Linked DNA regions of Mus musculus: region 2 is linked to region 1. The links are chromatin contacts, found by Hi-C in ENCODE. All regions are on one chromosome and are shown on one strand. The core of a region is the stretch at or near the end of the contact, and the rest is flanking DNA. Distances in the headings are between cores, read along the strand shown. Region 1 holds the start of F9 (coagulation factor IX). Region 2 holds the start of Atp11c (ATPase, class VI, type 11C).

Region 1 (2,700 bases), core at 35-2,534:
AAATATGATTAACTAGTAGTTAGATGATATAACCCTAGAAGTAGGCTAAGTTCATCAACTAATAAGACACAAATTGTCTTTAATTCTAAGGGAATTGGAATTCTAATTCATAATTGGAGCAAAATTAGATACAAGCAAGGTATCTTTTTTTGCTTATCCCATTAGCAAGGACAAGAACATTGACAAAGACATGGGAAAATTAGCCATTTTATTTTCTCTATTCCATTTATTTTTCCATTTATTATTTATCAAAACACACATAGCAATAACAAAATACCGACAATAAATAATATCCATTAAGAGCTTTCAGAGTATTAAGACATCTTATTTATTAAGCTTCCAATGATGAAATATGTACAGTAGAGGTACTGTGTACTGTTCCCAATTACAGATAAGGAAACTGAGTTTTTTTTCAGGTTAAATTAATGGTGAATAATTTTAAAAATATGACAAGTCACAGGCTGATACATAGTTACTATTCTAAACATTATATATAAATATATATAAGAAATTAACATAATAGACCAAATAAAAGGATTCACTTGTTATCTTTAAACTCTATATTATTGCTCTGTGATGAAGATAAACTGAGTTCCCACAGATAAACTTACCTGGCAGCACAATTGTAGCTCTGCTCCAGTGGCAGCAGCTCATGAAACCAGAGTGCACTTTTTGTTTTGTTTTGTTTTGTTTTGTTTTGTTTTGTTTTGTTTTGTTTTGTTTTTTGTTTGTTTGTTTGTTTTGTTTTGTTGTTGTTGTTGTTTTGTTTGTTTGTTTTTCAAGACAGGGTTTATCTGTAAAGCCCTGGCTGTCCTGGAACTCACTTTGTAGACCAGGCTGGCCTCGAACTCAGAAATCTGCCTGCCTCTGCCTCCCGAGTGCTGGGATTAAAGGCGTGCGCCACCACCGGCCGGCCACTTTTTTTTATTATTAGATATTTTCTTTATTTACATTTCAAATGTTATCCCCTTTCCTGGTTTCCCCTCCAAAACCCCCCTATCTCTTTCCCCCTCTCCCTGCTCTCCAGCCCACCCACCCCTTCTTCCTGGTCCTGGCATTCCCCTACACTGGGGCATTTGAGCCCTCACAGAACCAAGAACCTCAGAGTGTACTTTAATAACAAGCCCTGACCATTCTCTTCACTTGATCCAAGAACCAACTGGAAATAGCCCAAAGATACACCGAGGGAGATGGACAACAATTTCCCAGAAGTAAGTCCCATTCAGCTTGCACTTTGGAACGATTGATTAGCCCTGACGCTTGCACAATCTCCTAACAAAGGTCATGAAGCACCTGAACACCGTCATGGCAGAATCCCCGGCTCTCATCACCATCTTCCTTTTAGGATATCTACTCAGTACCGAATGTGCAGGTTTGTTTCTTTTTCGATGCTATGCTTAATATGCTTCTCCTTTAAAAACAGAAATATTTAGAACTACCTTTATCAAGTAAAGCAAGATTTCATGATTTGGCAGCTATAGTTTCTATTGTAGCAGGAAGCACGTCAGCCAGGAACTCTGGCTCTGTGGTAACTTCAGTTTCAATATTTGAAAAAACGAACTACATTTACAGGGCTTGTGGTGCATTTTTATTTAATAGATACAGTTATTCTTATGATTTGACAATATAATTCCACTTAAAATTTATGTGTCCTTGGTTTTAAAAAAATGAAAATCGGAAAATGTCTTAACAAAGAAATTGCACAATAAGCAGGAAACATGTTATTTTAGGATTTTAGACTCATCACCTTGAAATAAAAAGGGGAAACATCAAAACCACAATGGTTAATTTGCATAAAAAGTCTTTCTTGAATCTACATGTGTTCCAGTGTTTTAGAACTAGATGGTAAGGCATAGTTATAATGTTTAAACATATATTTATAGTTTAATTTCTCAGCTAAAATTGAAAGATTACGCTTTTATTACTAAGTTGCTGTCTGTAATGAAAGCTTTTACATAGATGGAAATAAATCAGCTCATCTGTCATACATCTCAGAGCTGATGTTTAGAGAACCATAATACTCAGAGGCCTCCCTAGGGGACAAAAGTAAGTATACAAATGGCCAGAAAGAGGAGTAGCTTAATTCATGCAAAGTACAGCACATCAGGGTTTCGTTTGGTTTCGTTTTTTGCAACAACAGTGGCATTACTCCCCAGGGAAAGGCACACAGGAAGAACTTACTGGCTTTAGACAAACAGCCTGATTGCCCCAGATGCATTTATCACACTTACTAGTCAACCTACTAAAGTCAAGCAAGTGACAGTGCCAGGATCAGAGGTGCCAACCCTGAGCATCCCCAGAAAATCGGCTGGTCTCCTGGTTCCCACTCCAGACATGATGTCAACTGTGGAATCAGACTTAAAAGCTGAAATGATGATGTGAGAATGCAAAGGTTAAACTGCACTAGCAAAGTGGGTAGAGATGAAAAATACATGTTGGAAACTCATTACGTGGACCATAAAGGCAGGTCATTCAACCTAGTGCATCAGATTGACCTATGTGAGAACAAAAGATCCAAGCACTCTCTTATAAAGATCCAAGCACGTCTTAGTGGTGAGGGAATCTCAGATGTAAAATGATAGAAAAAAATCATGATTTCAGAGCTGTGGCAATAATGACTAAAGAGGTGTTAAATATATGATCCCCAGACAGTATTGAGGATAAAAAGAACAAGATTGTGAGTCAGTTTGGTCAGGGAAC
Region 2 (2,700 bases), core at 36-2,535, 400 kb after region 1:
AGAAATGACTCCACAAAGTTACCAAATTGTCAAGTCCTTAAGTCTATCCTAAGACGGAATGGGGAAGCATTCTGCATTCTCCCCCTTAACTACAGGGAAAAAAATAAAAATTTTAGGATGATGGCTTTCTTTAATATCCGTGGCAGAAATAAAATCCTATTCCCTGACACCTCTTCTGGAAATTAGGGGAGTTGCTACAAACATCCTTTAAGTAAACTGCTCTACTTTACTCAGTTCTTAACATACCCTCTGAGTAAACAGGTTAATCCAAAAAGTCAATAGCAGCCAGAAATCGCTCCCTCCCAATCCCGTGCCACACTCCCCACAGAAATACAATTCCCTTTTCTGGGGGGCTTTAGAGGCGTGGAGAAGGTGGTCGGAGGAGTTCAGCTGCCGGGTGGATTCCAAGCCTGGAGCAGAGGGTGCTGCTCTGCGAGGCTTGAGCCCCAGGGTCTGTAAAGCTGGAACAGGCTCCCGCCGTCGCTGCTGGCCCCAGCCCATCGTGCCCACAGCCCTCGCTCTTTCTGTCACCCTCAAGGTGAGCTTGGAGGCTGAGTCCTCAAAGTTTGCCCAGTCTCTGGTCATCGGCCATGGCCCGGGCGAGGCTGAGCCCTGGTTTAGCCTCCGCTTCTCTCAGCCCCCTAGCTCTTCTTTTGGGCCACAGTGACAGGTCTAGGTTTACCTCCACGTGCTCGTGGCAGAGGAAACAAAAGAAAGCTTCCTCCCCGATAATTCAACGCCATCTTCCACTAATTGGGAAACTGAGCCCCCCGCCCCGGGGAGCCCCCCGCCCCGAGTTCCGCGCGTCTGTCACTCCGAGGCGATTCCCCAGGCTGGAGGCAGAGTTCCTCAGAGCCTCGGGGAACCTCAGCTGAAATGTCCCGGGGCAGGGGTGGGACGCCCGAGAGCCCCACCTGCCTCCCCACCCAGGCCACCCGGGGCGCCGGGTTTCCGCTAAAACGCAGAGGCGGGGGAGGGGGCTGGCGCGTCCCGCTCGTCCCCTCGCCCAGAGACTGCGAAGGAGCGGCGGGGGGCCAGCGAGCGGGCCACCGGGGTACGCGTGGAGCCGCGGCCAGTGTACTCACCAAACGGTTGAGGGTCCGGCGGAACATCGCGTCCGAGGCTGCGGGGTGCCAGGCTGGGCTCCGCTGGGCTGTCTGGGAAGGCGCCGTCCACAAAACACACTGCGGCGTGGGCCCGCGGCGCAAAGCGGACAGCTAGCTCGCCTGCCCTGTCGCCAGCCCGCTGCCGCCTGCCCTCCTGCCGCCTGCCCTCCTCGCCTCTGCGCGCCCCCGCCCCCGGCCGCCCAACCGCCCGCCCGCCCGCGCGCTCGCCGCCCCGCCCCGCCCCGCCCTCCCCGCGACCCGCCCCCAGCCCCGGCCCGCCCGCCTCGGGGGCGGCGGCCCCGTCGCTCCCCTTATCTGGCCCCAGCACCGCCCCGCGCTCCCGCCGCAGCCCGCCTCGCAGCGAGCCCGGCGCGCGGGGGAGGGATGGCGGACCGGCCGCTGCTCAGCCTGGCTCCCCGTCAGCGCCCGCCTCGGCACCCCGCGCCTCACGCTCGTCCTGCCGCTAAGCCCCCGGCCGAGTCCCCACTCGCCCGCTTCAGCGGTCGCCCGTCTCGGGCGTCCCCGCGCCTCGCCTGGCAGGACTCCCAGGGGTCTGTGAGGAGCCACGGTCTCCCTCACCCCGGCCCTAACTCGTCCGTTGGCGCCGCTTCGCTCGCAGTCCTTCCTCGGCCCCGCGCTTTCGCCCGCCCAGCACTTCTGGCTGAGGAGAGCCTCGGTGCGGCCCGCCTCGAGGCTTCCAGGCGTGCCCGCTTCCTGCCCGGGAGTGGCCGCTCTCTGAGGGACGACTCGGGACGAGCCGGGGACTAAGGGGACCCTGGCGCGGGCGGGCGGGCGCGGCGCGGGCGGCTGGAGTAGTTACAAAAGCCGCCCCCTCCAGGCGTCCCTCTTGGGTCCCACCTAAGCCGTCTTCACCTCGCAGTTGGGGTTGGGGCTTTGGGGCTTTGCGTTCCCTGTCGTCTGACTACCCCACCTAAGCCCGCTTACTTCCACTTTCTCTAGGAGGTTGTAAAGTCGGGCTTTGTGTCGTTGGTGCTGCGCAGCGGGGCGGGATTTCCCTGCCACCCTCTCCTTGATCGCCCGCCCTTTTCCACGCTCCTGGGGCACCCTGGGAGTTGTAGTCCAAGGGTTCGCTTGGACTGATATTGTGGGCTGGGAGCTCCCCCATATGCACGGCTCCAGTCAGTTCACAGGGTTGCAGAGGGAAGCTGCCCGAGGTTCTCCCTACCAGCTGCGTGCAGAAATCAGAAACACTGGGTAGATTCTTAGCTGTGGGAAATGTGATGAGGATAAATTACATAAAGCCCCGAATGCTGAAAGACTTTCCCAGAACTCAACATTTACGCCACAAGAAATCTTGCACGCCCTCAACTTGCTAACTTAACATTTGCATTTACAAAAGTTTAAAACTTAAAAATGAAAGCTTGGTCAAGTATTCCCTTGAACCTGGACAGTTCTCTCTGCTCCCACCCTTTTTTTCCACTACCTTCTGAGACCCGGCCCTAGGCTGTGAGCTGAGAACTTTCAAATTCTTCTATAAACATGTTGAAGAAGTAGGTAAAGGGAGCTCTTCTCTACGGAGAGGCGAGTTCTCTCAACAACCTGGAAAGGTTGGGCTCAGCTATTCCCTCGACCT

The links. Hi-C counts contacts between places; a loop is a spot of excess contacts on that map.
Region 2: a loop to region 1 is called in a map of v-Abl transformed pro-B cells, with 4 times the contacts of the local background. The contact joins the promoter of Atp11c here to the promoter of F9 in region 1. A Hi-C loop is called at or near these places in 15 of 37 maps with a recorded cell type or tissue (CH12.LX, Patski, adrenal gland and 5 more).

What each region holds. Positions count from the first base shown.
Region 1 is chrX:59,998,180-60,000,879 of GRCm38, forward strand. F9 (coagulation factor IX) reads left to right here and starts at 1,285. Exons shown (of 8, transcript NM_007979.2): 1 at 1,285-1,372. The coding sequence starts at 1,285.
Region 2 is chrX:60,402,720-60,405,419 of GRCm38, forward strand. It overlaps Atp11c (ATPase, class VI, type 11C), which reads right to left and starts at 1,286. Exons shown (of 30, transcript NM_001037863.2): 1 at 1,086-1,286. The coding sequence starts at 1,112.